Linked DNA regions of Mus musculus: region 2 is linked to region 1. The links are chromatin loops, found by intact Hi-C in ENCODE. Cell type or tissue: heart. All regions are shown on one strand. Each heading gives the region's core, and the rest is flanking DNA. Links, peaks and the distances in the headings are about the cores only. Region 1 has its middle 71 kb from the start of Fgf18. Region 2 has its middle 68 kb from the start of Gm12111.

Region 1 (15,025 bases), core at 2,569-10,568:
CACACTGAGGGGAGTCAGACCGGAAAGTAGATCTTTATAACACAGTGTTGCTATTTGTTCTACCTGACAACGAACTGGGTACAGCACCCCAATAAACCCATCTCCTCATCCGTGAAGCATGGATTACAATAGCTCCTAGCTGGGAGCACACTGAAAAGCTAAAGCAGACTGCTGTGGCATTGAAAACAGCACTTACAACATGCATGCACTGTACAAGTGCTTGAACCATGTTAGTTTATTTAACATTAGTGTTGCTATCACTGTTGCTGTTAAGCAATGGCCACTGGGAAGCTGGGCAGTGGTGGTGCACATACCTTCCACCCCAGCACTCGAGAGTCAGAGGCAGGTGGATCTCCATGTCCGAGGCCAGTCAGGTCTACAGAAGGAGTTCCAGGACAGCCAGGACTACATGGAGAAGCCATGTCTGGAAGCAAACAAACAGACAGACAAAACAACACATTTTTTGAGTCCAAGTCCAGCCTGTTCTGCAGAGTGAGTTTCAAAACATCCAAAGTACTAGGGATACAGAGCAAAGACCCCAGTGCAGCCTGGAGGTGGGAAGGGGTGGACAACACTCCCTGCAGAAAGTGATGTGCAAGTAGAGGCCAGAAACCCAACTAGGAGTTCACTTTGCGAGTGAGAGGCCTGTGCAGAACTGAGCAACAGCAGACGCATGCCGATAGCTTCTCAAAGCCCAACTTGTCAAAACACAGTGGGGAGATCAGAAAAAGATGAGGGGCTGGAGAGATGGCTCAGCGGTTAAGAGCACTGACTGCTCTTCCAGAGGTCCTGAGTTCAATTCCCAGCAACCACATGGTGGCTCACAACCATCTGTAATGAGATCTGATGCCCTCTTCTAGAGTGTCTGAAAACAGCTACAGTGTACTTACATATAATAAATAAATAAATAAATCTTTAAAAAAAAAAAAGAAAGAAAAGAAAAAGATGAGAGCCAAGGAGGAGGTTTGAAAGTGACCTTGGGGTCTCTGGGGGCTTTAAATAGGGCAATGCAATATCGCATCCCTAGATGGAATGGGTTGAGAGGGGCTGCCTGGAAAGATGGGTGGCGGCCGCCATCAGTGGGAGGAAAGACAGGTCCCCACACCAAGGCTTAGGGGACAAGTGGAAGTTAATGCCCAGGTCCCAGAGACTTAGAGGCTTTAGGCCGAAGTAGGTAGCATCCAAATGGAGGAAGAACGTAAGCAGGCCAGGTGAAGGAGGCTGCCAGCTGGAGTCATAGAACATTGGTTTTAAAATGTTTTAAATGTCTCCTATTTCAGGTCTGTATCCATAACAAGATAATGGAGGCCCTGGTCTGTTTAACTATCTGGGAGTCCCAGGGACCTGGTTCCGGGTGGGTGCTCAGTGAATGTGTTCTCGACTCTGGCCCCTCCCAGCTACCAGCCGTTGCACTGGGCTGAGCCCCTGCCAAGCCCTGTACCATGGAAAACCAAACCACAGTGGGTTTCCAGAAATGTGGAAAACATCCCGCAGGAATCTATCATCCCCAGGGCTCTCCTGGCTGGGGCAAGCCAGGCTGGTGAGGACTGTTCAGGGATGCAGGCCATGGTTGCCCAGGACACCACAGTGGCCCGTGGGGAATGCTGGAAAGAGAGCCTAAGGATAGAAAGGCTGGCTGGGAGCCCAAGTCTACAAAGGATGCTCTCGCAGCCTCTGAGCTACACAGTAAGGCCAGAAGTCTGAAGGCCACGAAAAGCCACAGCTCAGTTTCATGCCTCCTTATCCCAGCATACACACACACACACACAAACATACACACACACACACACACATACACACACACACACACATACACACACACACACACATACACACACACACACACACATACACACACACACACACATACACACACACACATACACACACACATACACACACACACATACACACACACACACATACACACACACACACACATACACACACACATACACACACACATACACACACACACATACACACACATACACACACATACACACACACACATACACACACATACACACACACACATACACACACACACACATACACACACACACACACACACACACACACACACACACCTCTTCACAATTTGTCTAGCTAGGTACTGGGTACCAGGATGTTCATCCTTTGTAGGCACATTGTCTCTCACAATCCTCACACAGCTCTCAACATGAAATGACTGACATATAAGAAACAGAGACTCCAGGAGATGTACTCACTCACCCTAGACCTCACAGCCAGTGGGGAGGGTTGGGGGATTCGAACCTGGTATTTGGGATCTCAAAGCCTTTAATTTTAACTACCAGTCTAACATCCTTAGAGCCTGTAGCCAGTGGCCCTGAGGTCAACTCAACATGCACACATGTTTTATTTGGCCCCAACACTGTTTTAAAAGGGGGGAAATTTCACATAAAAATCCAGATTTCCGGCTTCTCTTTAGAAACCAGATCTGGCCCACATTTCCGGAGGACCACTATTGGCTAAGCAGAGAAGCAGCTGCCCCTTGCATTAGCTTATGCTTTTCCCATCCAGCCCCAACCCCAACCCCAACCCCAGCACCTCCTTGATGTCCCCGGCTTGCCTCTTGAAGGCATGAGAACGTTGTCTTCCAGGTCTGGGAATGCCTCAAGGAGAGAAAGCCCATATCCCAGTATAGAGACTGAATCTTATCTCCTTTCCTAGCATTTCTGCCTCTCTCTCTCTCTCTCTCTCTCTCTCTCTCTCTGTGTGTGTGTGGGGGGGGGGCCTGGGACCAGTGGCCTCCTCCTCTTCCTAAGCTTTCATTCCTTGTCTTTAAATGGGTGCCCTAATTTTCTTTTCTGTTGCTGCGATAAACACCATGACCATAATCAACTTGGGAAGAGAAAAGTTGATTTCATTTTATAGGTCATAGTGCATCATCAAAGAGCACCAAGGTGAAGCAAAACCACAAACAAATGTTGCTCCCAAGCTCATCTTCAACTACATTTCTCAAGCAGCCCAGGCTTAAGAAAGCCTAGGGATAACACTGCCCACAGTGGGCTAGGCCCTCTTCTCTCGATGAGCAGTAAAGAAAATGCCCCGCAGATAAAATACAGGCCAATCTGATGGAGGCAATTTCTCAATTGAGAAGTGCCAGTCTCAAGAGAACAATCTTAAAGAGCTGCACAGAGAATTACGTGAGCCCCCAAACTCTGGGCTGGAGCCCCATATACCCACCTCTCTCCTCCCCTTTCTACTAAGCATAATAGCTCATGCCAGGTTTGAGTGGCTTGAACTGGGTGAAGGCTCCCTCCAGAATAATTCTTTTAAAAAGCTCTCAAGCTTGGATTTGCTGGTTTCCCCCTCATCTGCTGTCTCTTCAGAATGCATGTTCTGTGAGGAGAGGGCGATGACCACGTTTTCATCATGTGTGCCTCAAGTACTCAACACAGACTGGAACAACCTTTGGTGAGGCTGGCCCTACTTCATCCCTCAGCCCTTTTCTCTTCTCTGCCTATACTCTGATCTCGTCCATCCTTAGGTTGTGAACACCATTTATATGCCGGTGGCTTCCCACATACATACCTTGAGCCCAAACCTGCTGCTGATCTGAGACCCTATTGACCTGTGTACATGGCATGGTTACTACACTTGAACAAGAATCTCAGATTCAGGGCTGGAGAGATGGCTCAGCGGTTAAGAGCACCGACTGCTCTTCCGAAGGTCCTGAGTTCAAATCCCAGCAACCACATGGTGGCTCACAACCATCTGTAATGAGATCTGACACCCTCTTCTAGAATGTCTGAAGGCAGCTATGATGTACTTACATATAATAAATAAATAAGTCTTTAAAAAAAAAGAATCTCCGATTCAACCAGCCAAACCTAACCTCCAAATGTCCCTAGACCTGGCTCTACCCACAGTCCTCCCTTTTCCAGGAGATGGCGTTATTCTCCTGGCTACACAGGCATCAGTCAAGGAAATCATTCCTGAGACCTCACTTCCTGCCACTCACTGATGGAATCTGATGGTTCTTGCCACTTCCAATGCAACCACCCTGGGCCAAGCCAGCATCACCTACTCCCTGGATTACTGAGATAACCTTTCCAACTGGCGCTCACATTTTTGTAGCTTCTGACAGGTTATTCTGTACACAAGACTTGGAGTGGTCCTTCAAAACTCAGTAGTGGCACATGCCTTTAATCCCAGCACTTAGGAGGCAGAGGCAGGCAGAGTTTTTCATTCCAGGGTAACCTGGTCTACAGAGTGAGTTCTAGACAGCCAGGGCTACACAGAGAAACCCTGTCTCAAAAAGAAAGAAAGAAAGAAAGAAAGAAAGAAAGAAAGAAAGAAAGAAAGAAAGAAAGAAAGAAAGAAAGAAAGAAGGGAGGGAGGGAGGGAGGGAGGGAGGGAGGAAGGAAGGAAGGAAGGAAAGGAAATTAATTAAATAAAATAAAACTTAAGTTGGAGCGCATGTCTCTGCTCCAGTCCCTGGCCTGGTGCCCATCATCCTCAGAGTGAAGGCCCAAGTTCTGCACAACAGGTTTGGGCCTCACTGCCCTCATATAGTCGTTCCTTTCCCTTGCAGGGTCAGAGTCGCTAGGAGGGTCTTCACATTAGAAAGGACTAGAGCTCAGGTTCTGGTTTGACTTCAAGGCTTTTAATCGTTCTGCTCAAATGTCCAACTTTCCAGCAAGTCTCACTGATGTCCCAGACCTGCAGCTTCCTTGTAAAAAATAGACAGATCCTCCGTACCATGGATGGCGATCTTTCTAAGACCACACCCAATATCCGATGACTTCAGGATGGACTTGGGCAGAACAGCATTTCAGCTACTTCTCTATTCCTGAGTAAAGAGAGGCCCTGGGGAGGCAGATTAATGTGCAGAGGATGAGTGAACGGATACACAAACGCTGGTCAGACAGACAGAAAGTAGGGGAGAAGATACAGGAAGGTGAGCGGAGGGTTGGGAGGTGGATGGTGATCGAGGAGACAGGTGGCTGAAAACTAGGTAGAAAGTGGGCAGATGGATGAGTGTATAGGTGGACGGTTGCTGGGTGGGTGGTTAGAAGGATAGTGAGATGGGTGGATAGATGGACGGACAGACAGATCAATAGGTGGGTAGATAGGTGTGCGGATGAGTGGAGGACTGAAGAAATAAACTAAAGAATTAGTTCACGTTTAAACAAATGGAGTCAGGATGGGAGAGAACATAGTGCTGAGCGAGTTATTTGCGAGCCCTGCTTTAGAGATGGAGGACTGAGGTGATCTCATCCGGCTGAGCCAATGGCCTTCTGAGAGGTTAGTGAAGCAGGGGACAGAGCCCAGACTCTGGGACCAGACAGACTTGGCTTCAAGCCTTGTCACTTCGACTAGCTACATGACGCTAAGTCCAAACATCCTTGGGGCTTTGGGGATAATATAGTCCCCATCTCTGCAGCCACTGTGACCTGTAAATGAGATTCGTATTGACAAGTTCTAAAGTGCCTGGCACACAGTAGGTGTGCAATGATGGTACTGCTGCGGTTTTGCAAAGCCTAAGCCCGAGAGTGGCCTTGGCCAGGTCTGGCACCTTGGTGTAACTCCCTGTTTTGAAGCTGCTCAGCAGCTTTGATGAAGGGAGCCAGCAGCCCAGGCCAGAGGCTCTGTCTGTATCTACCACTCTCCAGGCCATCAGCGGAGTGGTCCAGCTGGCAGAAACAAGAGCACAGGTCGGGCTGGCTGGGTCTAGGTGCAGGTGGGCCTGGCTCTCTCCCTTCCTGACCGGTTCGGGGGGCCTTTTCTGGGGACCAGCCACCTGCCCTGCCCCACCCAGAGAACTTGGCCTGAAGGTCCAGAGCCCCAACTTCTCAGGAAACTTGCAGACAGGAGAAACTTTCCATCCACACTGCAGGAATTTTGTGCAGAAAGGGGGAAAAAAAACTAAAGCCCTTCATCCTTTGGCCTCGAAGAGAATATTTCTTTTATGTGAAACTGGCAGGGAGAAAGGTTTGAGATTCTTTCTCCTTTGCCTAATTGATATCAACATGAAATATTCTAGTGTTGTTTTAATAAGACTTGGTTTTCCAGCAAGAGTGAGGGGGAAGCTCTTCTGGATCAGAATATTTTTAGCAAAAATATTTTGCTTGAATCCTCCCTGCTCGCCCCCCCTTCCTGCCCTGGCTTCAAAGGCACAGCAGTGTGTTCTGGGGTGCTGCACCCACACTCCACAGCCCCCTCCCCTGCATGGCAGGCTGGCCGGCTGGCCAGCCAGGAGTGCCGAGCCAGGAAGCTATTTTTTCCAGAAGCAGCATCTGGCTCCTTGGCAGTCACACAAGCAGTTGTGTTGGCAGCAAGGCTGGCCGGGGTCTGTCGTGTTTAGGCTGCTGCCTGGCTCACACCCGCAGACACCATGTTCTCTCTCCACATCCGGGAACCTTCCTGCCCTACCCCGCCCCAGCCCCCCACCTCACAAGGGTGGGGGCTCCTCAGAGCACCCTAGCACTTTTGGCCCCAGAGACCTACCTGAGATCTAGCACTAGCCAGCTTGACTCTTGGCAGGTGGTTTAGACTTCCTGAGTCCTCCGTTTCCCCTGGTGGGAAATAGGATCCTTGCCACAGTCTGCCTGTCTGGTCTGACCCTTACCTGACTTTACAAGATTCTCATAGCACATGAAACCCGTTACGAGCATGACCTCCTGAGCAGCATCCAGAGTCTTTGCAACCCTGGGGCCACTGTAGTGGCTACATGCAATCTCCTAGTGCATCCAACACTTAAACAGCCACAACTCATTCTGTTCGACTCGATACCCAAAAGCCATCTTCTTTAGGACAGTTTCTCTTAGCTCTAGCAACCCCCAACCAGCTATGACAGCTCCTGGGTCCAGCCATGACAGCTGCTGGAGCCTTTCTATAGAATACCTAAAATACAGTGCTCTGTGCATTTGATGTTCTTCCACCTAGAGGCTTCATAAGAGACAAGCTATCATCTGTCTATCCAAGGGCTTTGCAGACTACTGCAGGTAGATGAGAACTATGCCAGCCAGCCCTCCTTGAATGCCTCACAGTTCCCTTATGAGCAGCCCTGGGGAGTCAGCATGCCCCCAGACAACCCTCAGGGAAGAGAAGAAAGGCCGCTAATGTTAACATGTCCTATGAACCCAACGTGTCAGACAGAGCTTGCCCTGTTTCCTACATTCTCAGGTTTGCCTAACCCTTCAAGGCAGCCATCATTAGCACTGATTTGCAAAAGTGGGTGCAGGGACACTGAAGGGCTGCCCATTTCAGAACAGTTGGGATATGACATGTTCTGTATAGCTACACTGTCCTCTTTCCCTCTCCTTGGCTAGTGCCAAGATAGCTTGAAGTGACAGCAGGGTACTGTGATAAATATCGGTGACAGCTCCTGTGTGGAGCCCGTTGTACTGAGCTGGGTGCTTACATCCATCATCTCACCAGACTTTTTTCAAAGCGGCCTTTAAAGGAGATGATTGTCATTAGACCCCATCACACAGATGAAAACACTGAGGCTCACAGGGCTAAAGCAGCTTCCCTGGCACGCAGATTGCTGGGGAGTTGTCTAAATGGGAATGGGTTCCATTCTCTAGCAGGAATAACGTTTGCCTTCATCTATTTTCTGTTGCTATAGCTGAACATAACAGACCAGGAAATTACTAAACCATAGAGGTTTATGGGGTGCACAGTTCTGAACGCTGGGAAAGCCAAGAGGGTAGTGCCAACCTTGTATCCACATCTGCTCAGCATCTGCTGAGCAAGGGCCTTCTTGACGCACTGTCTCAAGACAATGGTAACCCAGAGCATCACAGGGTGAGGCAGGGGTGCCACCCCCAAGAGCCACTTTCACAACAAAGCCACTCTCTCAACAATCTGTTACCCACTAATCTATGAATATGAACCTGTCTCTTACAAAGGGTCCCATCTTGAACACCATTGACATAGGGGTTTGGAGACTAAGTTTCCAGCATGGGCAATTTGAGGGACCCTGTCAAACCATCCTACCACATCACAACTGGTCAATGGGTAAGTGGGTGGAAAATGGATGGACGGATGGAGGTGTGGGTGTGTAGAGGATGGGTGGATAAATGAATAGATGGCTCCAGGGCTAGAATGTGAATCTTGATAACCCTGGAGACAGCAAGGGTCAAGGTTTCCGGTTAGCCTTTCTCCTCCTCCCAGAGCTGACCCCTGTGTATGTCCAGATGCCAGCTGCTAGGTGCATGACCTTCTCCGGGAAGCATTCCAATAGTGAAGGTGGGGCCACTAGTCCATGAAAGTCTGCCTCCCTTCCTTGCCACTCATGGAGGGACCAGGAATCAGAAATGACAACCACAGCTCTTCATTCACATCTGTGCTCCCAACTCCTTTTCTGTAGCCACCACAGACTCCAGCTCTGTACCTCCTGAAGACATCAGAATGACACTGTTGGCAAGCACCCCAATACTGGAACCTTTCAGATGTCCCCTGTGAGCTGACCACGGCTGAGAAGTCCAGGTTCATGCCTGCTATTCCGTCATCTCCCATGGCTCGAGCCTCACTTGCCTGTTCACAGGTGGAACCCCAGCATCCTAGATGACACGGCCACAGCCTGTTTCTTGCAAAGTAAATACACAGTCAGCTCAAGTCTTTAGGCAGTCCACGTTTACAGCCTTCCCCAAAGCCTTTCACAGGCTTGAGCCCCAATGCTTGAGGCCTGGGGCAGAATTGGAAATCTACCTCTTCCCAGAGCAGCAAGTGGGTAAGTCACTCAGTGCAGAATACAAATAAATATAGGTGGAGGGACTGGACTGTGGATTACAGAAGATGTGTATACACACACACACAGAGAGAGAGAGAGAGAGGGAGAGAGAGGGGGAGAGAGAGAGAGAGCGCGCGAGAGAGTCAGTCCTCCCCAGTTCCCTACCTGGTGCCAAATGCCTAGTAAAATTCCCCTATCTACCTGTTTTATAGGCAGAGGCTGCCAGGTCTGCCTGCAAGCTCTGCCTGCTGTTGCTGGGCAGGTGAGTCTGGGAGAGCTGCCGGCCAGGCCCAGCCGTTTCCTCCATCCCCTTCTCCCCCACCCCTCAGACAGGCAGCCAGCTGTGTAGCAGACATTCCTAGGCCTGCTCATTGATATTCAGGAATGGAACTCGAGCTGCTCCTGGTGCCCAGCCTCAGCCTGGCTCTTCCACCCATACTGGGAAAGCCTAAACACTCTCTCCAGCCAGAAAGAGCATCCCAGGCCACGGACACTAACACTGGATATCTGGGGAAACTGAGGCCTTGAGAGAGGACCCCAAGGTGCTCAGGGATGCTATACTCTGAGGAACTGACTGAGGTCTCCCGACACACTGCTCAAAGCTCAGTCTCCATCCTGAGCTGCAAAGTGTCCCACAGCTTCCTACCCTTCTAGGTGCGTCTCTATCCATCCAGCAAAATACTGCTCTCTGGAGGAGAGCCCTGCTATGGTGGAGGGAGGGGGCTGGATCCCAGCCCTCCCACACCATCTCAGCAGGGACAGGACACTCCTCCCTCCCAGCCCATTTGCCAAGCCCCCACCTCCCACCTCTGGGATTTGCAGATGGGTTTGTTTTTCCTTGAGGTGTGAAAGGGCCATTACAGGGGCCTCCTCCCCTCCTGGCAACTGGCAGGAGCCAGACACAAACTCTCAGCCCCCCAGGAGAAGGCCCCTGACCCAGGGGTCATGGGGTGGAGGGAAGGTGATGCCCTCCAAGATCCAGCTGGGAATGGGGGGGGGAGCACTCCAAGAACCTGGGCTCTCACCCAGAAGGTGGCAAAAGCCCCCTCCACAGCATGCTTGTAACAAACACTGCCTGCCACACCTCCTTGTTCCCAATGGGCACACAGTTGCAGGCCTCAGCTGACTTGTGTTAGGTCCAAGTGTCCAGCAACAAGACACACACCACAGTGAGATCTCCTATCCCTGAGGGAAGCCTGTCCCTTAGGCAGATTGCTTGGGCTCCACAGTCCAGCTTCCAACCTTCCTGGCTCTTTATCCTCTAGCTATGACTTCTGTCTCCCTTAGAAGCAGGGTGACCAAGATCTCAATTTGCCTAGTTTGAAGGGTAGTTAGTTGGTCATCTCATTTCAGGTCAACAGTGAGTTCTCAAAGGTTGGTCTTTACCTACTAGTCTTCCTGTTCCTGGAGACTTATAAACGATGCAAAAACCCCATGGCTCCCAAAAGAAATGTGAACCTGGCCAACTCTTTCCAGGCGGCAACTTGTCAAACTCCTCCAGGAGTCTAGAGGGTGCCCCGCTCCTGCTAGCTTGCAGCTGCACAGAACATTGTATTAATAAGATGACAGTTGTCATAACAGTGGCCCCGTGAACTGGGTGCTTGCCCTGTGCTGAACAATGCATGTCACTCCCCGAATTCTCTCAACAATGCCATAAGAGGCATTTTAGAGAGGAGGGAAAGAGGGCTTCTGGCAACCAGCACAGGGAGCGTGGAGCCAGGATGGTTCTCCATCCCCTGTGCCCACTCCCCATAGCAGGAGGCTTCACCTGGAGAAGTGGGACCCTCGATGAGGACCTACTTGAACTCAGCTACCCCCGCCCCACTATGGCAGAAACCCTGATCCTCAAGTTCACTCTGCCTCCTTCTGTGCTTAGAGCTGTAGCCAGAGGTACCATCTGCCAATACCAAAGAAACATGCGAGCAGCGGTTAACTGCTGAATCTGGGTCTGGGTTCTGGTTTTGAATGCCAGCTCCTTCCCCACGAGTTCTTGGATCTCATGTCAACATGTCTTTATTTCATGCCTCAATTTTCTCAGCTTTAAAATGGGCATAGTAATTGGTGAAAGAGAAGGCACGTGTGAAATGCATAATACTGGCAGCCACACTGAGAAGCAGGTGGGCAGCAGACAATTCCGGAGCGCCTCCTGTGTGCCAGCCACTGATCCCAGGATGTGGAATCCAAAACTGAAGAGTAGAGTAGATGAGAGGCACGTGTGTGGTAACAGTCACGGAAGGACACCTACTCCTGAGAACTCTGCTTTCTTTGATGACTGCAGCTGAGCTGTGTGTGAAAGCAACTATAGTTAACTCGCCCCTGCCTTTGCACAGGCTGCTCCCTCTACTAGGGGTCCTTCCCTCGGTGCTTAACTGGGTCACGTGTAATCAGCCTAGGGACCCAGGAGTCATCCACTCTGAGAGGTTTTTTCTCAGTCCCGGAAGCAACATCAGGCCCTTCCGTCTTCCAAGGCGTGGGTGGTTTCCTCAGCATCTTGTTGTATTGGGGCTTACTAGTCACTATTCACACACAGATTCAGCCAGTTAATGGATAATCATTCGCTGAGTCGCAATTCCCCATTCCAAGAAATGAAATTGCAAATGATAGCCCAACACTGAGCATCTACTTCACACCGAGGAAGCCAGCTGCTTTAAAAGCCAGATGTGCGCATGCTCTTCTGTACCCGGCAGCACTGTGATCCACATCTCTATTTTGCATGAGGCCCAGAGAGGTATGAGTTGCTTACTCAAAGCTAGAAAGTGGGGAAGGCTGTGCCCTGCCCTGCCCCTTTCGCCATCCTGTCTCTCCTTCTCTCTCCCCCTCCCCCTCCCCCTTTTCCCCTCCCCCTCCCCTTCCCCACCATACTGTCTCTCTCCCTGCCCTGCCCCTTACGCCATGCTGACCCTCCCAGGTCTGGATGAGTCACAGTAAAGTTTCTACAATTTTTTTCTCAGGCACAGGCATTTTCTTTGAAGCTGAGCCACCACCACCAACTGGGTTTGCCTTCAGGTGGGGTCGTCCCCAGGACATGAAACAATCAGAGCCCAATCCAGAGAATTCTGTTGTAAAGATGGTGCTCCTTCTGCCTTCTGACTTCTGACTTCTGTTGGGAATGTCATGGAATCCAAGTCACACGCTGGGCTTTCCCGCTCCACACCCACCCTCCCAAGCAGCCCAGAGTGGGATGGTAGGAAAGTGAGGCTGCTCATGACTTTTGTACTGGCCCTTCCATTGCCCGAGTCTAAGTCTACAAAGCTGGTGTAGAACAGGGTAGGAAGAGGCGTACTACCAGCACAAGGGTCTGCCCCAGTCCCTACCACAGAATGCAGCTCCCGTCTGGTCCTCTTCCTACCACACTGTCCTTTGCCTTCATCATGGGAGAGAAGCTGGCCTGACCCTTTGCCAACACAACCTAGAATAAGAGGGTTCAAGCCACCCTGTGCCCTCTGCTGGCTGGTCCTTTCTGCAATCAGAGGGAAAGGCCATCCAAACTAGTTAACATCTCCCTGTGGCCCCTCCTCCTCCTTCCCAGCCTCCACCTGATGTGTCCAGACATAGTCCTCTTTACAGACAGGTTCCTTCACTTCCAAAACTTCTGTTCCTCGAATCTGTGTCATCTCTCTTCATGTCAGTTGTCATTAGCTGTCACATTACACCTGTATTTGCTTGTATCTAATAAACTTCTATCTAATAGACTTGTATCTAATAATCTTCTTAGGGGCCAACACTTCTTTGCTTTATTCTTGACACACTTGTTTCATTTTTATTATGTTTGTTTATACACTTATTTTTGAGACAGAGTCTCATTAAGTAGCTCTGGATGTCCTGGAATCCACCCTGTAGACCAGGCTGGTTTTTGAATCCACAGAGATCCACCTGCTTCTGCCTCCCAAGAGCTGGAATTAAAGGCACATGCCACACACCCAGCTCCAACGCATTTAATAAAGATATACTTTGTGAGTTTGATTTCACTACCAGGTAGGTGCCTAGGAGTCTAATAAACCATACTTCCAGGTATGTCCACAAGAGTGTTTCCAAAGGCCAGTGATGGAGAAAGCCATGCCCTGAATGTAGGCCGCTCCATCAATAGGCCCAGATGGGATAAAGGGGGAACGGAGGAATCCTGGAGACGCAGACAAACTCCCATGGCTATGTTCCACTATGAGGTGAGCTCCTTTGCTCCACCTACATTGCCCACCACGTTGTTCTGCCTCACCATGCATAGCACCTGGAGCTGCAGAGCCAAGTGATCATTTGCTGAGACCTCTAATGCTGTAAACCAACATAGGTCTTTCCTCTAGGTTGTTTCAAGAAACCCTGTCTTGAAAAGAGAAAATTACGGACCTATGCAATGGCACAGATGACTCTTCAAAAGGGTAAGCCGAGTGAAGAGGTCAGACATAAAGAGAATATATAGTTCTTTTCTATAAAATTTTAGAAGCCATAAACTAATGGAGAGGCGTGGTTTTCTGAGGCTGAGGTTAAAGGTAGGGATACCATACTCAAGGGCACTGAGGATCTGTGAATGAAATGTGATAGACAATTTCCTGTATCTTAATTGTAGCCATGATTTCACAGCTGCATTTATCCAAAACTCAGTACACTGTGTACTTTAAGAGAAAGTAACTGGCAGTGTGTTACTCACACCTCAGTAAGCTTGTTGACTTAGAAAAAGGGGGGTGGAGAGATGGCTCAGTGGGTAAGAGCACTGACTGCTCTTCTGAAGGTCCTGAGTTCAAATCCCAGCAACCACATGGTGGCTCACAACCACCTGTAATGAGATCTGACGCCTTCTGGTGCGTCTGTGTCAGCTACAGTGTATTTATGTATAATAATAAATAAGTCCTTAAAAAAAAAGAAAAGAAAGATGTTAGTGAATGAATGAATGAATGAATGAATTGATGGATGAATCACTCAATGCGATTCTCCTCACAACTCCTCCCACTGAGGTCTTCAATTCGAGGTATAATTCTAACTGACACACTTGAAGCCTTCTTTTCCCTGAACCAGATAGTTTTCCAGTGAGACTAGGAATTGGTCTTTATTTAGCACCTACTGTATGCCAAACACCTCAAGTTCTTTCTTGCAAAAGCCCGAAAGGTGAGCAATGTTATTTCCATTTTAAGCACTGAATCTCAGAGAAGTGGGAGATCTTTCCAGAACTACTCTCCCCCAAAAGGTCAGAGCCAGGATTTTAATTCAGCTTCACCAGACTCTTAAGCTATAATATAGACTTCCTTCCCAACACTAGCCCCCATAGAAACTTTATTGATCACACGTACATGAGTGTGTGTGGCCCCGTAGGTCTCTCGTCTTCTCATCTCTCAGGGAGAAAATGTTGTTACAGCCAAAGAGAACAAATGTGGTTTTCATCATGTTTGGATGTCATGAGAGAATGTCAAGGAGAATCAGTAGCCAGGCCAGATGTTGTCTTTGGTCCCTTAAGGACTAAGAAATTATCCCATCTGGAGTCAGAAATTCAGCCAGTGGTGTCCCTTTTGGGGTAAGAGAAGTTGAAGAAGACTCTATACTAGAGTATGGGGCTAGGAGATGGGTATTAACAGTGCCAGGGATGTGATTTTATTAAAATGGAGCTGGAGGGACTTGTAAAGTACTTGCCAGACAGCATGAAGACCTGAGTTCTGATACCTGGTATCCACTAAAATCACTGGAGATGCAGAGACAGGAGGGTCCCTTGGGCTTGCTGGCTAGCCAGTCTAGCCAAATTGGCAAGCTCGAAGTCCAATGAGAGATCCTGTCTTGGAAAGACAAGCGTGGACCTTGAGATGGCTCATCAGGTGAAAGTATATCTACATACGCCCAATGGCTTGAGTGATTCCAGGAATCCACAGTATAAAGTGAGAACTGAAAGTTGTCCCCTGTCTTCCACACATGTGCTATGGCACACATGCACTCACACACACACACACACACACACACACACACACACACACACTCACACACACACACACACACACACACACACACACACACACTCAGTAAATAAAATACGACAGAGTTGAGGAAGGACCTAATTTTGATCTCTGGCAACTGTAAGTGCATGTACACACAGGCATGTACACACAGGTATGTACTACACACACACACACACACACACACACACACACACACTCACTCACACACACCAGACTTGGATGAGCATACAAAAGAGACCTTTACATTGTAAACTATGCCTCTGAAATACAAGGAAGAGGGAGGAGAAAGGGAAAGGACACAGAAAACAGATACTTGAGAGCTTAGTGAAATCTGAGAGTGCACATGCATGCAGAACTGGCTGTGGTCTCATTGCACCCCAGCTTG
Region 2 (15,025 bases), core at 2,985-10,984, 82 kb before region 1:
CAGTTCTTTCTGCAGCTTTCCTTGTGTTAACGATAAGTCTGCAAGCTCCTAGTAGGCACAGCCTCTGCACTCTATGTTATCTGTGTTCAGTGTGGGGCCTAGTCTGGACCACTTAGAATGGGGCTTCCACGTGTACTCATAAAGAGAGTTGGCTGCCGAACTCTTGGAAGGTTTGGCACCTCCTTCAGCCACCCCACCCCAACCCTACCCCACACACTGTGTTTTCTATACAGACAGACTCATCTGTCCTTTTAGCAGGAGAAAAACAGATGAGAGTGTGTCTTTTTTTTTTTTTTTTTGTGCTCTAAGCTTAAAATGAGTATGTTTTTGTTTAAGCACAAATTTTAGTTTATATATGTGTACTGGCTAGTTTTGTGTCAACTTGACACAGCTGGAGTTATCACAGAGAAAGGAGCTTCAGTTGAGGAAATGCCTCCATGAGATCCAACTGTAAGGCATTTTCTCAATTAGTGATCAAGGGGGAAAGGCCCCTTGTGGGTGGGACCATCTCTGGGCTGGTAGTCTTGGGTTCTATAAGAGAGCAGGCTGAGCAAGCCAGGGGAAGCAAGCCAGTAAAGAACATCCCTCCATGGCCTCTGCATCAGCTCCTGCTTCCTGACCTGTTTGAGTTCCAGTCCTGACTTCCTTGGTGATGAACAGCAGTATGGAAGTGTAAGCCAAATAAACCCTTTCCTCCCCAACTTGCTTCTTGGTCATGATGTGTGTGCAGGAATAGAAACCCTGACTAAGACAATATGATACAAAGTAACAAATTCAAATGTTACATTTAAAAGAACTTTTTAATTCTTCTGTTTGTTTATTTAAAGCAAGGTTTCATTTTATCCAGGCTGGCCTCAAATGTGCTATGTAGCCAAAGATAAGGTCAAGCCTCTGATCCTCCAGAGTCTACCTCCCCAGTGCTGGAATTACAGGGCTGTCACCTGACTAGCTCGAAATGTATTATTTTGATTGTCAAATGATTTCACTTGAGGGATTATTAGTGGTTATCACTTAATTACTACTAATACTAATTTTGAAACATAGACAACTGGACTATTAAAAGCTGGTTATAGAGCTATAGCTTTGGCTCAGGGCTTGCCTAGTCTGTGAGTTCCTGAGCTTCACCCCCGTTACTGTAGAAAAGAAAGAACTCCTCATTGGGTGCCACCAGATAGCCCATGAGCTGGAAGCCAGGACACCAGTCACTGCTCCACCATCCTTCCAAACTGTCACCCCAACGTGATAGGCACATGTTAGCTGTCACCCTGGGTTTGTCCCACAGAAAGACAAAAGAAGCAAGTAATGGTTGTCACAGTGGAGTGTGTCAGCTGCAAAATCTTCAAGGAAAAACCCAGGAATTGCAGTCACTGAGAAACCTTGATGTCTGCCAAGTGTCTCCCACACCACTGTCTCCTTTCCCAGAACATGGGAGGTCCAGGATGACCCCTGTCTTGCCCCCCCCCCCAATCCTGTCACTGGTTCCAGCCCACCCCTTGCAGCACCAGAATTTTCCCTCCAGGTTAGATGGAAATTTCCCTGCATGGGTAAAGTCGGATTTCTCCAGATTTGTTGGTTCCTCATCCAAAGCAGGCAGTGGAGCTGAGTGATTCATAGAGAGAACTGCCTGCAAGGGAGAGGCCTCATAGGCCATGGTTCTCCAGAGATGAGGTTCACTGAGGAGGTGGGGGGAGGAGGAGGGAGAGGAGAGGGAAGAAGAGAGGGGAGAATGGGAGAGAGAGGAGGTGGTAAAGGAGGAAGAGGAGGCATAGGGAGAGGAAAACAAAGAAGGAATAGGAAGAGTGGACTCTTGGAACAAGATGGCAGTGGAGGGAGAGGAGAAACAGAAAGGATCTTTAGCCACAGCGAATGGTCCTGTGGCTTCTGTCCCCAAGTCCCTCCAGAGGCTGAGTTTTTCCAGGGAATTCTGCAAAGGTTGCTGCTCTCCTGAATCAGTAGTCACTTAGTACAGAGCTGGACCTGGTGACCAGAGGACCCAGCCCCCAACACCTTGCCCTGTTTTCCCTCACCCTCCATCCTGGTCACCCACGTCAGCATGGAAATCAACAAAATTAACTTTCCTAGACCTTCAGGTTTGGAGAAGTTAGGGGGCATGGGGCAGGCAGGCAGTCAACCCTGTCTGACATAAGTCATACAACACAACAAACGTAGTCAGTGGCCACCTGGACTCCAGGGTTGGCAGCCCTCTGTAAGGGAAGGCCAGGGGAAGGATGGACCCCTGTGATCAGAGAAGAAAACACTCTGCAGAATCTGAGGGAGGGGGCAGGGCTGGCTTCACATGTGCCGTGGTCATTTATGACCTAGTCTACAGACAGGGAAACTGAGGCTGGTAGTGTGGAGACATCTGAGACTGTGGGTTTCGCCACATGACCAGAATGTGGCAGCAAGCAGAGCCTGAGTTCCTGACCCCAAGAAGTGGGGAAAAGCAGAGGCAGGCACGTGGAGAGGACTTGGGGAAAGTTGAGTTTGGGACCATGGTGAAAGCTGGGTGAACCAACCCCACACATATCCTGGTCTGAAGATAAATAAAGGAAGTTGTCTCTCAAGTGAGGTTTCCAAGTGCCCCCACCCACCTCAGTTACGTCTCTCCCCACCATTCATTCAATTCTACCTCAGGAACCTGGACCCAAATGTCACAGCAGCACCACCCAGCTTCAGTCAATCATCTGTGAGCTCAAGACTCTCCCACCCTCAAGTGGCCCACCCAACCTTGTTTGCTCCAGCTAATCTTCACCCTCGTATCCCAGCCCTGCTTTACCACTGTGCTGAACTGTCACGTGCCTCATGTACTCACTTGGCAAGAGAATCCAGAGGCCTATTGCTCCTATTTAGAGGGAGACACAGCAGGAGATATGGCCCATGTCTAATAAGTGAGCTACACGATGAGCTGCCTGGAAAGAGGACCAGCTCTGCCTAGAGCTCTAGGGGAAGAAATTAAAACGGGTTTTGAAGAGTAGATAGGAGTTTGCAGGACTGAAACATAGGGAAGGGTGTTCCATACATCAGGACAGCGTGTGCAAAGCATAGGTGTGAACAGCTATCCCACGTCCTGATGCATGATCCCAGATGTGCCCCAGCCTCACCCCATGGCTCGGACCCAAGTCACCACCTCTCCCTGTGGCCCTTTGTGGCTGTTGGACCCAAAGTCCTCCAGGATGCATCCTGGACCACAAGCTCTTCCAGCCTTCCCTCCCATGTTCCCCGGGGGAGACACATGGACGAGCCACAAATGGGGCACTCTGGGGCTGGACCCTGCTGAATCAAAAGCACATTCAGTAGCAAGCATGTTTGTTTTTGTTTTCCCTCTCGAGTCGATGGAAACACGCACTGACCTCACTTTCCCACAAGTACAGTAGCTTTCCTGAGCGGCAGAGCCGACTGCCAGGAAAAAGCGGTGGGGCTGTCGGCTTCAGGAACAGGGATTCGGTGGCAGCTGTGGCCGCCAGTGGAATACAGCTGTCAGGCAGGCCACTGACATGAGTTTCCAGGGGTGGGGAGGATCCGGCCTGGGCCTCCCAGGGGGACCCTGTGGACGGAGGGTCCAGGTGGCAGCCTGGGAGGAGGACCCAAGATGGACCTTGTTCAGTCAGACTTGGGTTTCCACATCAGCTCACAAGGCCTGCCTGTCACCCAGACTGGAGGCCATACCTTTCTTAACCTTTGTTTCAGATCTTTGTATAGGCCCCAACTTCAGACTTGCATCCTCATAGAGGGTTCCTGTAGAGGCTGAATCTCAAGGATACACAGTCTTCTGTGTCTGATGGGTTTCACTCAACATTATGCGTGTATAACTCTTCGTAGTTGTGTGTGAAACAATGATCTACCCTTTTTCATTACTGTATTGTATTCCACCTCTTCTCTTCCAGTGATAAGCTGATTTCTGCTGGGCGCATGCTCAGCTTTCTTCTCAGCCTACACTGTATCTGTCATGAAGCAGAACTTGCTCCATTTGGGAACTAGGTTGGCAATTCACTCAGAACAGGACAGAAATATGCAGGAGACTCTTCTAGAAGCCTTTTCCTGACTTCTTCTGGGCCCCCACTGCCACCTTACCCAACTCCCTAACAACAGAGCTCAGGTGCTCCAACTTGGCTAAGCAGAGGTCCTGGTGGCCAGAGCAAGGGGACATCATAGGAAACCAGAGGAGCTGAGGCTAGCTGCCAGTCAGTGACTTGGTGGCCAAAAAATGTGCTCTTGGCCCAAGCCTCCTTCCTTTCTCCTCTCAGCCCTTCCAGGCAGTGAGGAAGAGTTGGCAGGCCTGGTACAGATAACGTAGAGCCCAAGCCCTCTTCTGTCATCACCTTCCCAATGTGAAACCCAAGAGCTTGTTTATTTATAAGGAAATTCTGCTCGACAAATGGTATATGGGGGCCAGGGCACATGGAGCGTGGAGCTGGCCTGGCCAGCATGCTGCGCCTGTCTGCTGATGCTCGCTCAGAAGGGGAGCTGGCAGCATTCAGGGCTGGCTCTACTCCTTGCATGGGGGCTGGGTTGGAGACACTCCTCCTTCTTCCTCCATAGTCACAAGCCCCTCCACCCCATAGACCATCAGTGATAACATCTGATGGGAAGGTGAGGTGAGATGGAGTGTGTCCATATCCCAGGATGGGAGAAAATGACAAAATAGACCAGGGGCCCATGGAAGTCAGAGGGGTTCACCATGGCGCTCACTCAGTTCACCAACTGTGTTACTAGGGAGCTGAGCCTGGAATCAGGAGTGATGGAATAGCTTGCACAGTGCTCCCAAGTATATGGGCTATACTCAAACCTGGGCTTTCTGTCTTTCCCTGCCATAGTGGGGGTGGGGGTAGGGGTGGGACGGGGCTGAACACTCAGTCAGCCAGGGTTCAGCAATAAATAGCAAACTGCATGTGGAACTGGTGTCTGGCTCTACATCCCTTCCTGTTCCCATCAAGGAACATGTGTTGAGACAACATGTTCCTTTGGGTGGAAAGTCCTTCCCTTATTCTAGTTCTACCTCTAGTTGATTTGAAAGACCCAGCACAAGCTGAGCCCTCACTGTTCAAGCCAGGGTCCGTCGCTGATCCCAGATCTGATCGTATTTCCCATACGTGCATATGTGGGGTGTGTCATGCCTCCCTTTCCTCCATGCCACCAGAATTATGGACCCAATTAGGGAAATGCTTCAAAGTGCAGAAGAAGTCACTATCAGCTGTGAAATAAATATAAGTGGCTTAAATGCCTCTACCAAAAGACAAAGACTTCAGCTTCAGAACAAAGGATGAGGTCGTTCAAAACATGCTCCAACCCTGAGTCTTCAAGGACTCATATCTGTCTGTCTACTCTACAAGAGCTTTTACTTCTATAATACTGGCCTGTTTTAAATTTATCATAAAATACCTCAAACAAGCTTAAAAGTATAAAAGGTAACGCAACACCCATTGGTCTCCCACTGAAATTTAATCTATGCCGTTTATTCTGGATCTTTTTTTAGGGCTCATCCCTTCCATCCCAGAGGTACTCACTAACTGGAACACGATGTGTACTGTTTTCGCAAATGTTTGGTACTTTTCCTACAGATGGGTGTAATTAAAAACTGTATAAGGGATCCTGCGTTTTTAGAGTTGATCTACACCATATCATGTATTAGCCATCTTCTGTAATTTCCTTTTGGGAGGTGACATATATTGAAACACAGAAATATCCTGCCTTATTTTGAGTTGCCAGAATGGTGCTCACTGGGTCTCTGAGCACAAGACATCTGCCTGCTTATTCAGTGATATCAGTCTGCTCTTGGATGCATACCTTATATACCCAGGCTGGTGGCCCATAAAGGCTCAGTTGAGCCCTGACCACTTCTCCGTCACTACCCTGGTGTTCCTCTCTGGTGGTGTAATAGATGAGAATTGGGTCCAGGGTTTGATTGAGGTTTGAAGAAAGAGATGATGGAGTCGGGTAAAGAGAAACCTGGGCAGCGTTCTAGAAAAAGGGAGTCACCAGGACTAAGAACGGGCCCCACTGTCTCCTGTTAATTAATCCTGGAGGCTGGAGTGAGTGTGGATGTCATTATAGCTGAAGGCCTTGGGGGAATACTTCTCTTCTTTAAAAAGGTATTTGTTCTGTTAATAGCAGAGCATCGCTGGTACAAACCAACATTTCAGAACCGAGAACCTGTGATTGCCAAGTTTGGCTTGCTGGGGGAAGAACAATGGGCTTTTAATTATAAAGATGTCTGAGCCCCCACCCAAAGGTTAAGTTCATCAATCTGGGACAAAACCTGGGGTCTGACTGTTCACAAACCTTCCCGGGTGGTTCTGATGGCAGCAATTTGCTGACAGGGCACAGGAGTGGCATTTACCTAAGTCACTAAGGAAACCCTTGGGCAAGTTCTCTCAGCCACTCCATAGCCTCTGTGTTTAAGGCTGCTTCTGCCCAGTTGCTCACCACCGGATCCTGTGTGCCCAGGAGGGATAGCCTATCTGCTCCTCATGCCCCATTAGCCCCTCCATGCTCTTTCCAGGGGTCTCACATTGGGTTGAGAAGTCCTGCCTGAACCAGGGAAAGACTCGACGATAGCTTCATCCTAAGAAACCCTCCATTTTTGTCTCTCATCTGGAGCACCGAGCCTGGCTGGGCCATGTGGGAACCGAAGACTGCTGGCAACACAGCTCTGGAGATGGCACCAACTCAAGCAGCACTTTCGGTGAGGCGGAAAGTGTTACAATTCCCACTATGCAGACACAGAGGACACCGTGAGCACTGAGGCACAGCTAAGAAGTAGAGGAGCCAGGAATTAACCGGACACCCTGGCTTCAGCATGTTTAATCAGAGCCACTCTGCAGAACCCTCTAGAGCAGCAGTTCTCACCCCTCCTAATGCTGTGACCCTTTAATACAGTTCCCCGCGTTATGGTGACCTCAGCCATAAAACTATTTCATTGCTATTTCATAGCTGTAATTTTGTTAGTTATGAATTGTAATGCAAATATCTGATATGCAGGATATCTGATATGCAACCCCCCAAGGGGTGGTGACCCACAGGTTGAGAACTGCTGCTCTAGAGGGAGAAGCCTCCAGTGGGCTTCACTTCGGAGATATCCCTGACAGATCCTGCCTGTCCCAAGGTGATGTGCACGGCTTCCCGTCTGCCTCCTCTCTCTACCTTATTCTTTACCTTGAAATAAACTGGAGATGTGCATATAAGTGACCATGCTATTGTCAATGAGTGCCTGGATCCTTCCTGTGGGACAGTACTCAGGTACACTGAGAAAGGCTCATGTGGGTTATCTCATGCAAATCTGGTAGTCACCACCAGAAAAAAACAACACTTATGTGCATGTATATGCACACATACACACATACATCCCTATGTGCATTACACACAACTGCAAGGACCCCCTATATGTTCCTATGTACACACATACACACACACACACACACACACACACAACTGCAAGGGCCTGCTCTGAGGGACTTATCTGTGACAGACAAGGCCACGTGGCCCCTGATTCCTTGGCTGCTCCTGTGAGTTTGGAGAGCTTCTCACCCCAGGGCCCTGTTCTTTCCAACACTCCTCAGGCCTTCTTCAGAGTGAGGTCATGAACCACAGTAGCAAAAACAACATAGCAACAATACAGCCCATGCAGTTCTGCAGACTTCCCTCCCAGGAGTGCTCCGAGCTGGAGAGAATATCTTGCTAGGCTCTGGCAACTCCACCCTAGCCTAGCTCAGCCTCTGGCTACCAGCTGCTTCTCCGTCCTGTGCAGGCTATATCCTCTGGTCTCTTCTTGAGCTAACCTGAGAGCCACGTTGCTTGCTGCCCATCTGATGCTCCCTCATACCTTCTCAGAAAATACCAAGGGGTCCGCATCAACATTTTCCTGTCCATGTGAGAAGCTGAACAAAGCCAGCTCTCAATACTTCCTGGCTTGGCCAGACATCCGTGCAGCCACCTACAGAAATTGTGTGAATCCCTCTAGGAGCTGAGAGAAAGAACAGGAAGTCAGAGGCAGCAGGTGCCAGGCCCGGGTCCTACTCCACACAGTGGGTCATCTGCTCTGTAGCCACTATTGGCCCAACTCAGCACTCCTAAACAGAGGCCCTCTCTGTTGACTCCTCTGCTGCAGTGCAGACATGGGAGATTGGATCCCTTGAACGAAGCTATTCCTGCTAAGATGCTGGTTTTTAAAGCTCTTACATTCAGTTAAACTAAACAACTGGTCATTGGTTGCTGGAAGAGTTGTATGTGTATTTGAAGCAACGTGGTACCACAGGATGGAGAAAGGAATGGTATCTCTCTGAAAGGCACAGGGCTCCACAGAGAAGCAGCCCCAAGCAGGTCAGAAGTTTGCTTGTGAGAGCCAAGCCCAGGCTCCTTTGGGACCTACATTTCAGGTCTGTGGGTGACTCTTTCTTTTTTACTCATTGATCAATGAACTTTTTCACCATGTGTTAAACACCAACTAGGGGCAATGAGTTATGGATATCTAAAGATTGAGTCCTAAATTCTGACAGCTTATAGAGTTTGGAAAGCCAAGACCTGTGTTCACTAAAGCCTTAACTAGTGTTTCAAAGGCTCTTGGGACAAATCAGATAGAAGTGGATATTTAATAAACACTTCCCAGGAGATGTAAGGTATTCATTGCAGTACAGCTAATAATAGTAAGTCCAGAAACAACACAAATGTCCACTAGGAGGGGAGTGTTGGTAAACAGTGATGTGTTACCATCAAATATTTTTCTTGTGCAGATAAAGATGAACAGATGGATGAGTAGGTAGAGGGACGGATGGATGGATGGATAGATGGATGGATGGATGGATGGGTGGATGGATGGATGGATGGATGGATGGATGGATGGATGGATGGAAATTCCAACCAGAGAATTAAAGCACAGTGAACCTGAGTTCAGAAAGTGTGGCTGAGGAGACTGTATGGCAGTAAATTCTTGGCACATAGTAGTAGCCAATAAATACTTCCCCATACCAGATCTGGCAAGACAATCCAAAGGTCTCCAAGAATATCCATGTGTGTCCCAGGCTGCCCCTGGATCTCTGTCAACAGGTACTCTTAACACCTGCTGACCCACACTGCCTTCAACACATATCACACAAAGCTATAGTTGGCAAAATATTCTGGTCCCGGCATTGATGGGACACAAAGACGGATGGCACAGAGTAGAAAACAGGAAAATAATTCCATGCATTTAAAGTCTTTTCACTTCAAAAAAAAAAGAAAGAAAGAAAGAAAGAAAGAAAGAAAGAAAGAAAGAAAGAAAGAAAGAAAGAAAGAAAGAAAGAAAGGGCATCAACCAAGAACACATGCATGGAAAAGGAGAATCTTTTCAATAAATAGTGCCGGGGAAAGTGGGCGTGTGCAGAAGAACCTCCTCTTCTTCTTCTTCTTCTTCTTCTTCTTCTTCTTCTTCTTCTTCTTCTTCTTCTTCTTCTTCTTCTTCTTCTTCTCTTTAAATGTATTCACTATTGCTCTCTTCAGACACAACAGAAGAGAGCGTCAGACCCCATTGCAGGTGGTTGTGAGCCACCGTGTAGTTGCTGGGAATTGAACTCAGGACCCGTGGAAGAGCAATCAGTGCTCTTTACCACTGAGCCATCTCTCCAGCCCATTGTAATATTCTTACAGCTTCTTCCACACCTGAAACTTTTCATAATAAAACGGAAGTCAGAAGAAAACCCTGCTGGTACTAATGCTGCATGGGTGTCTGAGGTAACAATGGGGAGATACCCCCAACCTGTGTCTTAGGGCAGGTCTCTTAGACTCCAGAGTGTCACCAAACCTTCTGTTGAAGCCATGCTGTTGGAGCCAGGCATGAAGCAAAGGACTTAGGCTTTCTTGAGATTTACTAGCTCAGCTCTCCATGCTCTCATTCTTCTTAAGGCCCCTTTCTGGCCCAGGACACATTGCTTCGGTGCCACCATATCTGTTCAAGGTACAGCCAAGGCACACACAGAGGCACTCCCATCCCTGTATCCACCTGCTGCCTGGAAAGGCATACACACATGAACACAGGTGTTCAGTCACAAGACTGAGGAGCGAACCCAGTGTGAGCAATGAGGGGGAGAGAAAGAAGCCGCCCTTAGTATGGAGCTGTTTTCCAGTCAGGAAGAAACCCACTGCTTCTGGTCTCAAACAGGAAAGCTCTTCTCTCTACCCAATCACAGTGGCCATATTCTCCCGGGGGAGAAGTCTCTGACACACAGATAGCCTTATCTAGCCTCTCCCCCAACAAAGGACAGAGACAAGCAGACTTTTCTGTCTGTTAAGCCATGGGTCCACTACTTCCTATTGTAACTCAGCCTGTTCAGCCATTTCCAACCCGGGAACTCAGCAGATCTTGATAACAGGGAGATCGAACCATCCAAAAAATTCTCAACAGGTTGAAGCTTGCTTTACTCTTTCCATAAAGCTGGGAGGTGCCGATGAGAAGTGAAGCATGGGTGAGAGGCATGAACTTAAGAGATATAGCCAAGGATCCACTCTGGAAGGGAAAGGAGCAGAGGAGGTGTGTTTGGAGTCCCCCCACCCTGCATGTCACTGGGAAAATGAGGGCACACTCTGGTATAGATTCCCATGGTCTCAAGAATATAGCTGAGAGAGCACTGTCTTCACAGCCTGCTCAGGAGGGTCCAGATCCTGCCCCAACATCAATGTTCCCACACGGTCCCTGAGCCAAGCCCTGACTGAGCCCTTAGAGGGTCACACCCTACCCCCACTTCATAGAGTGATAACAAAGTCAAGAGTGATTGACTCAGGAAGCAACCCAGACACCAAGCAAAAGAGTCACACACCCAGATGTGTGCAAGAACCCATTGCCATGTTTGTATCATCCATGGAAACTATGTTAAGAGTTCCAAAAAAGAGCCATTGCCAGGAGGCCAGCAGGGGATCCTGGCTTTGTCTTCAGAATTTGAGGGTGAACTATGAATGGTTTGGGGCTGCTCTCAGACTACTTCAAATGTGTCTTAGAATAGCTACTCCTGATGTCTGGGGTCATGTTAGGACAGCATCTGTAGAGGTTACCATATTATACTGGGTGACACTATTCCTGGGCAGATTAGAACAAGCATGGACTCAAGAAATAACAATACAACATCTTTAAATACAAGGGTTTATTTTTTTCCTAATCTTGAATATCTGATGTGGTAGGAGGCAAACTTAACTCCCTACCTGAGCTCAGGATTTTGATAGCTCAAGGCAACAAAAGTCGGAGGGACATTCACCCTTGCAGTAGTAGATGCTTTGTAGTGCTTGCCACAATACGGTTGCCATGTTTCCCGGAGATGCCAGAGAGACTAGGCAGGCATCATGTCACGGCTCGCCAGTCTGTTTCTTTCAACAGCATAACTCTCATGCTGTTCCCATGGCTCCTTGTAATCATGGCTCTCCAGCCAGGACAGCGAGCTGGTCAGTCCTAATTTCTGTAGTTCATGATGAGTGAGCTCTGGAAGAGAGAGACACGTAGTGTGGACACTCAGCAAATGTTTGCTGAAAATGTGGATGAATGAAGACATAGATGCATGTATAATTAATGTACACACGTATGAATGAATGTAATAACTCACGTGGGAAAAACGCTTCTGTCTGCCTCTGCGCACATCTCTGCTCTCTTCCAGTCTCTGTGGCAGCAGTTGACTCACTGCTACGGTCTCCCTCCCTCCACAAGGCATCAGAACACACTCTGTCCTCATCTTCATTCACCTTAACAACTCTCAGTCTTCGTCCGCATTGGCTCATGCAAGGCCCCCAGCTCTCCAAACACCACAAATCATGTTTTCCTTGTTCGCTGTCCTTTATTTCACCGCTGACCAGTTATGTCTGGAGTCTAACCTCCATGAAGGCAAGGACAATATTGGTTTTGCTTTACAATGTCCAATCCCAACCCAGCCTTGAAGGCGGTAGGGCTTGTTAATTCTATGGAGCGTGACAGCATGCGCCCTCTAAAGGAGGATTCAGGGGGCCAGACGCCTGGGAAGCACTTGGTAAATGATTTTTGAACTTGACAGCTCAGTCCCATGTGGAGGGCTGGTTCCTGGAACTTAGCTGGATCAGTGCTGAAAAATGACTAGTAGGACCCATGTGACAGCAGCACAGTAGAAGGCTGGAGGGGGTTGAGAGCCAACATCTTCCTCTGCCTTAGGCCATGTGCTGAAAGCTGCCTCCTCCTACAGATATCAAGAAACCTGCCGTGAATGTTAAAGAATCTATGTGCTCCCTGCCTGGGCTCCCACAGCAGAGCCCAGCTCTTCCATCAGTTCATAGCACCCTGCTGAGCCACCCTCCCCATCCCATTTGGGTCAGACAGGGTCTCCACATGGTAAATGGCTCCACCAAACCAGACCAAGGTCTTATTCTTGGGGTTCTGAGACCCTGAGCAGGATGGCACAGCATATGCTCTGAGAACTTGCTTTCTTCCCAGAAGTCTCCTCTGCAGGCAGTGACTCATTCCTGGAGAGACCCAGGCGAAGTCAAGTTGGCTTCAGAAGCAACTGATGAAATCACCTGCTCCTGAAAACCAATCCTCCAGCTCTCCATGAGGGAGGCAGCTGGGGGTGCAGCGTGGGCAAGAGGGACGCACAGCTCTGCATTTTAAACACGGTCGATGGAAGATGAGTGGACTCAAGTTGGCTGCTAGCAACACAGACTGATGAGGCTGTTTGCACTCCGGTACTTCATAAATAACTTCTCAGCTCAGTTTCCAAGGTTGACAGAGCACACTTCAAAGGGCCTCAGCAGGGAGGAAATGATCCTCTCCCTCCATCCCTCCCCCTCAGGTGAGGCCTGAGATCACCAGTTGGAGGGAACGTCAGGGTGTGGCCCCACCTACTTGCTGGCAGCTGACAGACCTATAGACTGACTGATGGACAGACTGAGGAGATACATGGCCAACAACTAATGGAGAAACTGACATAGGCTGTGACTGGTGAGATGCCCAAGGATGGCTGAGGTTCTGTGAGTGGACGAACCACTATAGATGGCGGCAAGCCACTTACCAGCCAGCCAGCCAGAGAGTGAGACCAACTGGTTGGCAGAGGGTTCATTTTGTCAGTGAGCCAGTGTGTCTAACCAGTTAACCTGTCTGCTTCTCCCCCAAATCCCCAGGGTGACCAATGGGCTCTGAGCCAACATGCCTAACACTAGAGGAGAGTAAGAAAGGCTGAGGCCACTGTTGGAAGAAAGAAGAGAGTAACCCCTGACCCATACTACTGCTGGGGAGAACTCAGACTTCCAGGACTCTACCCGGCAAAAAACATACCCTAGGAAGATCAAGTACATGTTTTAAAAGGACAATGTGTGTTTTAAAAGAAAAAATATGGAATCTAAAATGCCCACTGAGTAGGGAGGAAGGACTCACACGGGCACATTGAAGGAAATCTGGCCTTATGGCCATGGGGGCAGCACAGAGACTGGGAGCATCGAGATGTGGTCTATACTTCAAGTCTCCTCTGGGTATTTGGATGGGGCAAGCTGCTCAGAGGACCACCCCCTCCCCCATTTCCCCATCCGAAGCACAGCAGGCACATTCATTCTCAATGGGTCCTTCCAGGGGTCATAAAATGCTGTCATGGAGGTAGATTACTTTTCCTGTCATTTTCTAATTATATCCTGTACTGGGACTATATTATTTTGCAATGGAAAAAGCTCATTTTATAATTTCAGAAGGAAAAAAAATAAATTCGGTCCTTTCTTGTTTGATTCACACTCAATAAATATTTCTTAATTGATGTATCCAAGGCATCCTTGAGTCTTTCTTTTCCTCCTGATGTCAACATGGTTTACTGAGTGTCTCCTGATTCTTCCCCTCTTTTTCCTAGAGGGCTCCTCGACCAGACTTTTCTGACTCTCCTGGCTCAGGCAGTTGCTAGAAGAGTCTCCATATTGCTCCATTTGAGGACTTCCAGAGGTTATCTGGGGTCCTTCGCTCTAAATTTTAAATTTAAATCAAGTCTCAAAGGACTTTAAAATTATTCCAAGTTCCTTCTCTCTGGATATGTTTATCCCCATCCACATGCACACATATGCACAATTTACCCATAGGTGTATACACTGTGGGCTCTCCAAAGTGGGAGAGAAAGGCATCAGTGCTCAGCGAGTACTTACCACCTACCAAGCACTGAATCCAAGCAGATGATAGTTTAGGGCACTCACAGATGTGTGGGAATATCCCCATTTTAAGGATGAGAACATTGAAATGCAGATAGGTCAGCAGGTCACAATGCTCAGAGTCAACAGACATGAGGAACCGTTACTGCGTTACTGGGTCTTTGGAGAGGCGGTGAGTTTGACCTATCTGTGTACTTTTTTGCTTATCAGACATTCACTGAGCATTTCCTGTACCCCAGGATATTGCCACATGCTGGGAGTAGAATGGCAGATGGGACAGTCACCTTCACACAGGTCACTGTGCAGTAAAAGAAACAGGCAAAAATATCGGTGTCCTGTTTGTCATCTGTCAGTTGTCTTGCTAGCTGCCACCTAGCATCTAGACCAGGGGTTAACACTCTGTGAGTCACAATCCATTTGGGGGATCCCATATCAGAGATCCTACATATCAGATATTTACATTATGACTCATAACAGCAAAATTACAGTTATGAAGTAACAATGAAATGATTTTATGGCTGGGGGGATCACCACAATATGAGGAACTGCACTAAAGGGTCACAGCATTAGGAAGGCTGAGAGCCACTGCTTCAGACAACATTTCAGTCTTCATTGAAGAAGGAACCAATAGATTGAAGAGAGAGAGACTGGTAACACGGGAGATCTGGCTTTGGTTTTATAACCTCTGCCTTGCACCGCTTTAGAGTTCATGAAGGCCCTCACCGACCCCACATGCAAACTGTTCTGGATCAACATGATAATACAGATACATTGAAAGCAGATCATGTGGGACAGCTCAGCAGTTTCATGAAGCATGAAGAGAGGGCCACAATTGGGAAATGGAGAAAGGATAGGTTTAGAACTATCAGGGGTGGCATTCCTTCCAAGAGGATGCTACCTGGGAGTGGAAGAGCTGAGGTGGATCTGG

What was found. Peaks named below come from ENCODE experiments on the same cell type or tissue, not always from the same donor. Only the 100,000 strongest peaks of a DNase experiment are listed, where the experiment ranks them.
Region 2: a loop joins it to region 1, with 2.0 times the contacts of the local background. A loop is called at or near these places in 2 of 42 quality-filtered maps.

What each region holds. Positions count from the first base shown.
Region 1 is chr11:33,069,213-33,084,237 of GRCm38, forward strand. No RefSeq gene overlaps it. Among named protein-coding and RNA genes, the nearest start is that of Fgf18, 71 kb to the right of the region's middle. In heart, for the core only: no CTCF peak of the experiment used is centred there; DNase peaks (open chromatin) are centred at 5,529 and 6,329; H3K27me3 peaks cover 3,418 bases.
Region 2 is chr11:32,986,975-33,001,999 of GRCm38, forward strand. No RefSeq gene overlaps it. Among named protein-coding and RNA genes, the nearest start is that of Gm12111, 68 kb to the left of the region's middle. In heart, for the core only: no CTCF peak of the experiment used is centred there; DNase peaks (open chromatin) are centred at 3,297, 4,247 and 7,617.